2 separate regions of the Homo sapiens genome follow, and region 1 is linked to region 2. A link is a contact called in ENCODE Hi-C or POLR2A ChIA-PET data. All regions are on one chromosome and are shown on one strand. The core of a region is the stretch at or near the end of the contact, and the rest is flanking DNA. Distances in the headings are between cores, read along the strand shown.

Region 1 (6,107 bases), core at 2,151-4,650, 41 kb after region 2:
TTTAAGAAGTTTTCCTGAGGTCTCTGCTTACATATTACTGACTGCAAGTAAGTCTGGGAATTTTCCTTTTGCCTGGGCACAATGCTGCCTTGAATACAGTTGAGGTTCTGTTGCTAAGGAAGAAGTGGATTTGGAGTGGCAACTAGTACCTTCTGCCCTGGTCTCCAAAAGCAAGAGGCATCTTGGGTCAGAAGAGAGAAGATGGGACCAGAAATCAAAGGACATGCTCTAAGCTTGATGATGAGTCCATGACTTTGAGTGGGTCTCAGAACCTCACTGAGCCTCAGCCTCAAACAGAGTGCCGTGGGAGAGTCAAATGAAACGATGCTGTGGAAGGGCTTCCTAAACCATTAAGCACTTTTCCCATGTAAGGAATTACTGTTTTTGCTACTGCTGTCATGAATAGTAAGAGTAGCTGGCTGTGCTCTCCAGGGAGAAAGGCAGAGGAGCCTGGAGGAGGAAGAAGGATGGCATTTCCTGGGACACATAAAAGAAGGAAGGAGATGCTGCTGCTTTAGCTATGCATGAGGAACACCTCTGCAACAGGGGTCTGTTCCCCCAGCGCCACACACCCACATCATGTAAACACCTACAGTCTGGCAAAGGCCCGTGCTGCCTGCTTCAGTCCTCAGGGCCCCAGACAGGCAGGCAAACAAACCCAACACTGTGGGGGAAGCCTAAACACCCTGGGGAGAGGGGAAAGGCTCCAGGAGCAGAAACCAAGGCCTGGGTCCCCACAGGGCCAAAATAACCTGCTGATTGAGTCAATCAGAAAACAAGCTGGTCAAGCCAGTGGGGGAGAAACCGAAACCCCAGCCAGATCTATTATTTAGCAGTTTGCCACCAAGCAAAAATAAAAATTATCCCCTGCCCCCGACCCCAACCACGGGGTTGTTGGTGTCAGGCCTCACCTTGGGTCAGCCCAGGCCAAGTCAATGTTTCAGACTGGCTTTCTCCACAGCATCCAGGAGGGTGTCTGGGAGGCAGACTCCTGAGGTCAGGGGAAGGGGCAACTTCTCCTCTAGGCCTCTAGGCCCTAAGTCCTTGACAGCAGCACCCCCAAGGGGCTGCAAACAGCCTGTTTCTGAATGAAGGTAGTGAGAGAGATCAGTGAGAGCCCAGGGGTGCACTTGAAGAGCTGTTATGACACAATCCACCAACAAGTATGCTGAATGCCTACTCCCTGTCTGCAAGCCCAGGGTGATGGTGGGTTTCTGTTCCAGAGGCTGTGAGCTTGGGATCAGAGCCTCTCTTGATGCCAGTGTACCCCATTTCCCCTATGCCCCCCAGTGTGAGCTGTAGAAAGTCTGCTGTTTGGAGTCCAAAAACTAATTGGTTACAGCTCATGGAGAGGCCTGGGGAGGGGGGAGTATGAATTACAAGCAGTGTAGAGAATAAGTCTTGTTTCACAGTCCCTTTGGCTTGGCACAGGTTAAGTGTGTATAAATCAGGGTTCTGTAGCTTTACTTTCTAGTTTGCCATTCCCTTCACTCAAGACTCAAACCAGAACTTAAAAAAAATGTTTTCTGGAAGTAAACATGTACAGAAAAGAACACACATTAGTGTAAAACAGCTGGAGAATTTCCCCAAAGTGCACACACCCAGGTCACAGCATCTAAATCAGGAAGCAGAACGTTGCCAACCCCAGAAGCCCCTTAGTGCCCCTTTCCAATAATTATTCCCCAAGGGTAACCCTGTCCTGACCTCTAGCACCATAGATTAGTTTTGTCTGTTTTGGAACTTTGTATAAATGGAAGCATACAGGATGCCTTTTGTGTCTGGCTTCTTTCACTCAACATTATGTCCATAAGATTCACTCAGCTTGTTGTGTATGGTTGTCATGTATTCTCACAACCGGATAACATTCCAGAAGACACTTCATCCATTCTGCTATAGATGGACATCTGGGCTATTTCCATTTGGGAGCTACCACAAAAGTGCTGCCAAAAGCAGAACTTTCTTTTCACAATCAGATTCCATAGTCTTCCTTGAAAAGTGTTTTATTGTGGCGAAATATGTATAATATATATTCCGCCATTTTAACCATCTTTAAAGTATACAATTCGGTGGCATAATTACATTCACAGTGTGTGCAGCCATCACCATAATCTGTTTCCAAAACTCTTTCATCATCCCAAACAGAAACTCTATATCCATTAAGTAATGATTCCCCATTTCTTGGTAACCTCTAATCTACTTTCTATCTCTATGAATTTGCCTATTCTAGATATTTTATATAAGTGGAATCATACCATATATACACTTTTGTGTCTTCTTTCACTTAGCATAATGTTTTGAAGGTTCATCTGTGTGTTAGCATGGATCAGAACTTGATGCCTTTTTATGGCTGAAAAACATTCCCTTGTATGGATGTACCACATTTTATGTATCCATTCATCTGCTGATGAACATTTGGGTTGTGTCTACCTTTTGGCTGTTGTGAATAATGCTGCAGTAAGCACTGTTGTATGCTTATCTGTTTGACCCACAGACTTCTACTGAGGACTTGCTGTGTGTCATGAGCTGAGATAGGTACTCACCCATCCACTAGTAAAATGTCATGTGAATGAAGTGGCATTATTATCCCCACGCTACAGATGAGGAAACGGAGGCTCAGAGAAGCCAAGGAACTTTCCTAGAGACATGGGGCTGATCTAAGAGGCTGAGGCCATGGCTCAAATCAAGACCTTTTGACCTCAAGTCCCTTATTCTTTCCATTACTCCCGTTTCTCTCTTGCAACCCTGGTCATGGAGGAAGTTAGAAGATTTTGGTTTACGACCTAGTTCTTGCTTTAGTTCCATGTAGAAAAATCTTTCCCTTGGAGCCACTAAACCTGGACTTGGACTTTCTGGAAGCATTTTCCTCTCTCCTGGCAAACAGCCCAGGACTAGGGAACAAGAGACACGTCTTGGCCCTCTTGACTCAGCCCTTAAACTAGTGCTCTAATTTGGTTGTTGTTTTTTTTAAGCTACAAAGTTATGCCATACTCCTGCCCTCCTGCCACCAGCCTCCTGAGTGGCCCAGAGCTCAGGTTACATTTCTTAGTTTCTCTTTTGGTACAAAAAAACAAAACAAAACAAAAAAACAGAATTTCTGAGACCTAATTGGATTTTTACTCAGGGACACAGAGAGAACCACTGGACCCAAAGCATCCTCTTTCTCTTCCCTGTCACAATGTTTTGCTGAAAGACACCTACTGTGTGCGGGGTCGCCTGCAGTTTTGCTCTGGGAAGTGGTCACATGTGTGATACAGTCCCTGCCCTCAGGGCCTCCCTGTCGGGCTGAGGAGGCTGGACACAGCTATGGAAGCCTAATGATCAAGCCCATCAAGCAAGTGGGGTTCTAACAGTACAGGAAGGCTGCACAGGGTTCTCGAGGGAGGGTGTGGCTGTGGAGCCCAGAGTTCAGCATGATGTTCCCTGGCAACTTCTGCCGAAGGCCCTTGTGATTCACCATGCAAATGTTTCTTGAGCGCTGGCAACGTGCCAGGCTCCTTGCTGGGCCCCAAGGAGGGAGCCACAAACACGGACAAATTCCAGGACCTGCTGGAGCTGTTCTCGGGCTCTAACGTGAGGCAAAACTGTGCACAAATCCTGGGGCACTCTGGACACTGAGCTCCGGACCCCGTGCAGGCGGTAGTCGCCTCTGCGCGGAGTAGGAGCTTTGTGGGCCTCCCACCCAGCATCAGGAGAATCAGGGCCCACGTGGCGGGCGAGGGATCTGCGACGCAGCCACCGGGCGCCCAGCTGGGGTCCCCAACCCCACCCCCAGCCTCGCTGTCCCGCTGTCCTCGCGCCGCGTCGCCTCCCCAGGCTGACAATGCGCCTTTCAGGGGCCTCCGCCCCCGCTGGAAAACCCCCGCGCGGTCTGTCTCCCGGGCGGCGGGCGTCTGCTTTCCTCGAGGTGAGGGATTCCGCGCCCCCGACGAGGTGCAGCTGCAAAGCGCCCGCAGGCGCCGGCCAAGCCGGGCCTGTCTGTGACTCACCGCCCGGAGCGCGAGTCTCCGGCCCGCGGACCCCAGGGGACCCCGGGGGCCCGCACCTCCTCCCCAGCTCGGGTCCAACACACTTTTAGAAGTTGCATAAATACATACATTCCATATCATATATACATATATATAATTCATATATATATATATATATATATATATATATATATATTTTTTTTTTTTTTTTTTTTTTTTTTTTTTTGAGACGGAGTCTCGCTCTGTCGCCAGGCTGGAGTGCAGTGGCGTATCTCGGCTCACTGCAACCTCCGCCTCCCGGGTTCCAGCAATTCTCCTGCCTCAGCCTCCCAAGTAGCTGGGACTACAGGCGCACGCCACCACGCCCAGCTAATTTTTGTAGTTTTAGTAGAGACGGAGTTTCACCATGTTGGCCAGGATGGTCTCGATCTCTTGACCATATCACACATATTTTTAAAGTCTGTTCTCTTTTCGTTTCCTTTCCTTTTTTCTTGACTTTTCTTGCCCTCCATCTCCAGGTAACCCATACTAAGACCCTAGAATGAACCCTTCTATATTTTTCTCCATGTTCATATAAACATATGCAAGCATCTCTCTATACATTTACATACACACAAAGGTATATAAATGGGATCTTGAGTGATATTTTTCTGTATCTTTTCTTGTCCATTAATACCTCATAGGAACTGGTTTGGTTGCATAGCAGTCTTTTCTTTAAAAATTATTTACATACAATTCACCCACTTTAAGTTTATAGTTGGATGAATTTGGGTAATTGTACTTAATCAACAGTTCTCTCACCCTAAACAGTTCTTCTGCCCCTTTACAGCAGATCCTCTCTCCTCACCCCCATGGTGTGGATAATTTATTCAACTATCCCCTTCTGACAGGCATCCACTGTGTTTCCAGTTTTTTGCTACTGTGAGCAACAGTGTGATAAAAGCCCTTGTCACATATCTTTGTGTGCCCAGAAGTTGGATTGCTAGGCTGAATTGTCCCTGGATTTAATTTTAGAAAATATTTCAGATTGCTTTTGCAGAAGGTCTAACACTTAATGTCCATGTCCCGGCCAACAATGAATGAGGGTGCTTTTCCCCCACACCCCAGCGGCAAATAGGTGGCACAGCCCTTGGTGATTTCTTAGTCCTCTGAAACCACCCTGAAGTATCTGATTGTTACTTTAATTTGTACTTCCCTGACCCCTTAATAAACTTGAGCAAATTTTCATCTCCTTGCTGGCCATGGGCTTTGCTTTTCCAGGAACCACATCCCCTTGGTACATCTTTACATGCTTTAAGCATAGAGATTCCCACTCACCCAGAATGGCTGGGGAAGGAGGTGCTTGGAGTTTATGGAAAGGTCTAGATAATAGAGAGTTCCCTCATCTGTTACACCCAATTATGAGCTTTCAAAAGATGAGACTATAAGCAGATATATGTATAGTAATAGTATAGAGAATAGAGTGGGCTTTGGGGTTACTTACAAGTTGTGTGCTATTGGATAAGTTATCTAATCTCTCTGAGCCTCAGTTTGCTCATCTGTGAAATAGAGATAATGATGATTGCGCCACCTGTCTCTTTACAGTTGTGGAAGAGCTTAGCAGTAATTTATGTAAATAACCTGAGACATCACAGATAGCCAATAAATGAAGTCAGGTATGATATGCATGGTTTAGGCTTTCCTCGGTGGTTAAACAGGCCTTTTGGAGGCCTAGGGTTAGCTTGAATGTCAGTCCACATTGCATGGGTCTGGGTGAAACTGGGATGATTTAAGTTTCCTGTGGACCTAGTGATCAGATTCACAGAAACTCAGGCTTCACAACTTTGGCACTACTCATATTTTGGGCTGGATAATTTTTTGTTGTGGGTGGGGCTGTCCTGTGCTTCAGAGGATGTTTCGTGGTACCCCTATTCTCCACCCACTAGATGTCAATAGCAGACAGACAGACAGACAGACACACACACACACACACACACACACACACACACACACACCAGTCAAAATGATTAAAAATGTGTCTTCCCTGAGGCTGTCCTTGAAATGCCCAGCCTGGACACAGGGAAGACCAGGGAATGCTGAACCCACCAGGTGCTTTCCCCATATGTAGGAGCTGCCATGTCTGCCCTCAAAGGTCCAACAGTC
Region 2 (5,556 bases), core at 1,142-3,641:
GAGGCTAAGGCAGGCAGATCACCTGAGGTCAGGAGTTCGAGACCAGCCTGGCCGACATGGTGAAACCCCGTCTCTCCTAAAAATACAAAAATTAGCTGGGCATGGTGGCACATGCTTATAATCCCAGCTACTCAGGAGGCTAAGGCAGGAGAATCGCTTGAACCCAGGAGGTGGAGGTTGCAGTGAGCCGAGATCGCACCATTGCACTCTAGCCTGGGTGACAGAGACTCCGTCTCAAAAAACAGCTAGTTTATAAAAAAAAAAAAACCCATCAACAACAACAAAAATTAAAAGAAGTCAAGACGTTGCAATTTTAAAAGGCAGGAGGGGGAAATACAGGGAGAGAGAAAAAGCAATACGGCAGAATATTAACACTGTGGGCATTCACTGTATTATTTTTTACTTTCCAGCAGACTTACGATATTTAAAAATAAAAAGTTAAGGAGATTGTAGACCTTTACCAAAAATCCACTGAGTCTCTGCTTAGGTAAACATGAAGGTGAACTGGACCTTAAGTGGACGCTTGAGGTTCCCTTTATTTCTGCAGCCTCTCTGAAGTCTTTAGTTTCAGCCAAAATGGCAAAACACAATCAAATATGTAAACAGACTCACTGCTAATTCACTAATGCTAAATGAGAGCTAAGAGAAAATCTTCAGAAGGGGATTGAACTACAGCAGCTTATTGAGGGACGGAGGGAAATATACACAGAAACACTTTCCAACTACAACAAATCAAAGTTCATAGCCTGCCTTGATAAGACTTCTGTTGCTCAAAAGTTACACAGCACTAAGCAATTCCAAAACAGCTCTAAAATTCAGGAATGAGGAGAGCTCAAAGAGAAATTAGAGATAAAATTTAACCGAAATAGATTTTAAAAATCCAGATCCCAAGGACAAAGACATTTTCAAGTAATATAACAACCAAGTCAACCTAATACACAAAATTTCAAATTTTTTTAAAAAGGAATTTGATTATTCATTTTACTGAGAGTTGTTTTATATATGGACTCATTTAAATAGACACCTCAAAAACTTAAATTGTGTGTACAAAAAAACGGATTTTTCATCCTACCTCAGGTTCATAGCTGTTGGAAATGACCCCAATATGCCTTTTGGTGCCATTCAGTTAACCAGCAGCGACCTCATGTGGCCACAAGAAAAACCAATCTAATTCAGCCGCAAAGCCTCAATCTAATTTTTCGCATTTCAATAGTCAAGAATTTTATCTTGAGTTGTTGCACACGGACAGCTCCTCAGTTTGATGACTAGTTACGTTCTCTGGAGATTAAGAGAAATACAGCATGAGTCCCAGTGAGACTGGACCTACCACGAAGCGCGGAGAAGACCTTGTGCCCCAACAAGAACACAAAAGAACACCCACTACAGAACCGAGCTAGAGACTGGGCCCAGGACACTACTATTTCTTGAGTTAGCAAAGCGCTGAGAAAACCCAATTCCCGTCTGGGATCATTTGGGTTCTTTAAAATCAATCCCAGATCTATCTGCCAATCCCCCCTACATATTCAAAATACAATACAAAGGAGGGCTTTGAACCGACTCAGTCTCAAATCTTGTCAGATTCAAGTAATCACGCTTGGGTCACTTCTTTCTCTAGAACCAAAAACTCTTTGAAGACCTCTGCCCTCGGGCCTGTAAGTAAAGGCGGGTGGGGGAGAAACGGAGAAAGACAAACGAGAGAGGGATAGTGAAGAGAGAAAACTTGGGGGATGGGGGGGCCTGCGGACCCCCCACACTAAGCACCCCCTAGGGGGCCACAGGGACTGCCGAGCTGGACCTACAGGGAGGGGGGTCCTCGGAGCCGCTCTTGTCTTCCTGGGGGGGTCCTGAGGTTTCGGGCTTACAGGACCTGCCCTCTGAGTCGCCAGGATATTTCGGGGGCACACTCTCCTTGACGTCTGGCATTTTGCTGATGGTATCTGGGTGAGGGAGAAAGGCGTGTTGTTGGCGTCGGGGAAGGGGCCTCCCCAATTGCCAAGGGGGTCCCTGGGGGCGGCGGGAAGGGGGGTAGCGGCCTCAGGGTCTTGGGGGTGCTGAGGGGCAGAAAGGGGCAAAGGAGCGTGGAGGAGCGGAAGTCGAGAGTGGGACAGAAGTGGAGCGCTGGGCGGCAACGAGGAAACTAAAGCCACAGAAGCCCGGCGCAGGGCGGGAAGCGTGGGAAGGCCCCTTCCTTCGCGGCGAGGTGCCCCCCTCGCCCGAAACGCCGGCCCAGGCCCGCCTCCGGCTCCCAGGCCGTCACCTCCTCCTCCCCCGCCGCGGGTCATCCACTGGCGTCCGCTCGGTGGGCCTCGCGGCCTGGCGGCCTGGAGCGTACCACCGCGGCGGAGCGGCGGGTTGGGGCGTCGCACGGTGAGAAAGGCCGGGGCCTGAGAACAAACCGCCGCGGTCGCCGGGGCAACGGGACGGGGCACGTGCCCCCCCCGCCAGAGCCGGAAGCGGCAGGCTCGTGCGTCCCTCCTGAGCTCGAAGCCAACCAGGCCTCGAGCGGCTCGCTGCGGCCGGTTCATGCCGGTCAGCTCCCGCCCCTCGAGAAGGATGGCCTGGAACTGCTGAGACGAGGCCAGAGCATGCATGGGGCTTTTCTTCAGGCTGTTTGGACAGCCGAGAAGCCGAGCCACACCCAGGAGGGTTGTTTCACAGCGTGTGCCGCAGGGGCGCAGGGGCCGCGCTCTTTCCTCACATGTGGGAGAAGCGGAGGAGCCGCCAGGGCTGGGGCCAGGCTCTGCCCACTGGGGTTCCGCCCGTTGTCGCCCTCCGCCTCCTGGGCTCTAGCCCTTGCCTTTCTTGACTCTAAGTCTACTCTGTCGCCCTTGCAGTGATGTGAAGACCTGGAGTGCCCCTGCCTGAGAAAATAGAAAGGAAGCGTTTCCTCTTCACCTGCTCCCGTCTCTCTTTATTACTGTGTCATGACTTCTTACCATAAAAGTGTACAGTAACAAAACAAAACAAAAGATGAAAGTATTATGGTAAGAATCCGGGCGCGGTGGCTGACACCTGAGTCCAGCAGATCTCCTGTCAGGAGTTCGAGTCCAGCCTGGCCAACATGGTGAAACCCCGACTCTACTAAAAATACAAAAATTAGCCGGGCGTGGTGGCGGGCGCCTGCATTCCCAGCTATTCGGGAGGCTGAGGCAGAGAATTGCTTGAATCCGGGAGGCCGTGGTTGCAGTGAGCTGAGATTGCGCCACTGCACTCCAGCCTGGGCAACAGAGCGAGACTCTGTCTCAAAAAAACAAAACAAGGCCAGGCGCGGTGGCTCGAGCCTGTCATCCCAGGGCTTTGGGAAGCCGAGGCGGGTGGATCACCTGAGGTCAGGAGTTTGAGACCAGCCTGACCAACATGGAGAAACCCCGTCTCTACTAAAAATACAAAATTAGCTGGGCGTGGTGGCTCATGCCTGTAATCCCAGCTACTCAGGAGGCTGCAGCAGGAGAACCGCTTAAACCTGGGAGGCAGAGGTTGCGGTGAGCCGAGATCACGCCATTGCACTCCGGACTGGGCAACAAGAGCAAAACTCCGTCTCAAAAAAAAAAAAACAAAAACAACCTTTGCCTTGTTAGTGTGGAGTGTGGATGTTTCTTGCACAACTCTTGGGTTTGGAGGGGGAAATTATAAAGACACCCAAAAGCATTTGTGCTTAAAAAAAGTCCATTCCACCTTGAGGCCCAGGCATATACCAGGGGAGTGGCCTAGCCAAGTTACTGTTTATCCAGAGCATCTCAGACTCATCCATACCAAACCTACCCCTTCCTCCTCCTCGCCCTCTCCTGCTATTTCCCTCAGGGATGCCAACTGTGAAGCAGGCCAGCCTTCACCCTAAAACCACCAGAAGTGGGAGGAAGTTGCATGATGACTTCAGCAAAGAGTTCAATGAAATATGATGCTTCCTTATTACATAGGGAGATATTTAGGCTGGGTTATTGATTTCTCTTTAAAAATGCAAATCAGGAATTCCATTTGGCATTTTTACTTCTGGGAAAGTTTCCAGAATAACACCAGTTCGTTTCCCCCACAAAAATTGCATTGCTGTAAAACTCCCTACTGATGTCTGAAATTCCTCTAACAATTCTTTCATATATGTTAAATTGTCTGTTTAAATATTCTCTTAATATTCGAATTGTCTGGGAGGGTCAGTGGGAAGAAATAGCAGTCCAGGAGCACATGGTAGTGTGAGAGGGGGGTGGGGGAGGGTGGAGAGTGGGGAGGGGACCGAAGCCAGAACAGGAGGAAAAGGAGGTAGCAGAGAAAGACAAAATTAGTTTTCCCAGGGTCAGCCCAGGTACAGCATTTCATGATCTTTATCATTAATAGTCATCAGAACCAACCAAGCAAAAGTTAGAGGTTGAGGGGAGTAGAAAGATCAAGTAAGAGATATGCACTTCTTCCCTTTGGGGTCTTAGTTAATAACTGATTTCTCTGTAATGATTTACAGAATGCTTTTACATCGCAGATCTATATGCTCTGCACACAATCTCATTCAGTAGGCAAGGCAGGTGTTATACTGGACTGTCTGAAAGGTGAACAAGCTGGGGATCAAAGAGGTTTCAGAGAGTAACCAAAAGTCACACAGTAAGCAAGATCTTGACTCTTGATCAGATACTTTTTCTTAATTCACATGACCTCCTTGACTCTGGTATCTATTATGTACACAATAAAATATAACATATAATGGCATGGTAAGTACTGGGGCCGGGGCTATGAACAAGAAGTGCTACCTGAGGACTGAGAAAGGGTGAAAGATCTTGCTAGTGTTTGGGTCAGTTCAAGCCCAGCCTTTAGCCAGGGTCCTCAGTAAGATTCTCTAACTCGGCTGGGCTCGGTGGCTCACGCCTGTAATCCTAGCACTTTGGGAGGCCGAGGCAGGCAGATCACCTGAGGTCAGGAGTTCAAGACCAGCCTGGCCAGCATGGTGAAACCCCGTCTCTATTAAAATACAAGAATTAGCTGGGCATGGTGGTGGGCACCTGTAATCCAAGCTACTCAGGAGGCTGAGGCAGAAGAATCGCTTAAACCCAGGAGGCAGAGGTTTCAGTGAGCTGAGATCGTGCCACTGCACTCCAGCCTGGGCAGCTGAGCGAGACTCTGTCTAAAAAAACAAAACACTCTTGGAAGCGAAGGCGGGTGGGGATCACTTGACGCCAAGAGTTTGAGGCCAGGAGTTTGAGACCAGCCTCGGCAACACAGCAAGACCCTGTAAAAAAAAAAAAAAAAGAAAGAAAAAAAATTCTCTAACTCATTTGGTCTTTGGTTTATGTTAGGCCTGGCTCTCCCTCAACCTCAGGACCCTCTTTAAACTCTTCTAATGGGTAAAACTGAAGTTTCTACGTATGCCCATTATTTAGCAGGAATGCCCCTCCTGGATAACTTCACACCTTTGCCCTATTAAAGTGCACATACCTCAAATGACCCATAATGCAAGTATTTCCAAGCAACCCAAGAACAGAAGAGAAGCCCTGTTTCCTCTTACACTGAAATATGACCAAAGTTGTCCAGCCCAGGGTTCCCTTTTTCTACCAAGATGTTGTATGACTTTTCTAT

What was found. Hi-C counts contacts between places; a loop is a spot of excess contacts on that map. ChIA-PET counts read pairs that join two places held with the same protein, here RNA polymerase II (POLR2A). Pooled maps may share reads with other maps.
Region 1: a map with no recorded cell type shows a loop between it and region 2 (5-fold over the local background). The contact joins the enhancer-like site here to the promoter of TCP11 in region 2. A Hi-C loop is called at or near these places in 7 of 168 maps with a recorded cell type or tissue (Caco-2, GM12878, aorta and 3 more), 13 of 37 single-sample maps with no recorded cell type and 11 of 50 pooled maps. POLR2A ChIA-PET finds 5 or more read pairs at or near these places in 8 of 52 experiments (AG04450, IMR-90, K562 and 5 more).

Annotation. Positions count from the first base shown.
Region 1 is chr6:35,178,576-35,184,682 of GRCh38, forward strand. No RefSeq gene overlaps it. Among named protein-coding and RNA genes, the nearest start is that of SCUBE3, 32 kb to the right of the region's middle. RefSeq lists a silencer at 5,981-6,107. Within about 2 kb of position 3,401, at least 17 of the 41 ENCODE cell types and tissues checked have a DNase peak (open chromatin) inside an H3K27ac peak, as active enhancers do; they include ascending aorta, where a contact is called at or near this core.
Region 2 is chr6:35,138,948-35,144,503 of GRCh38, forward strand. TCP11 (t-complex 11) reads right to left here and starts at 2,392. Exons shown (of 10, transcript NM_001370687.1): 1 at 2,258-2,392; 2 at 1,800-1,937. The coding sequence starts at 1,923.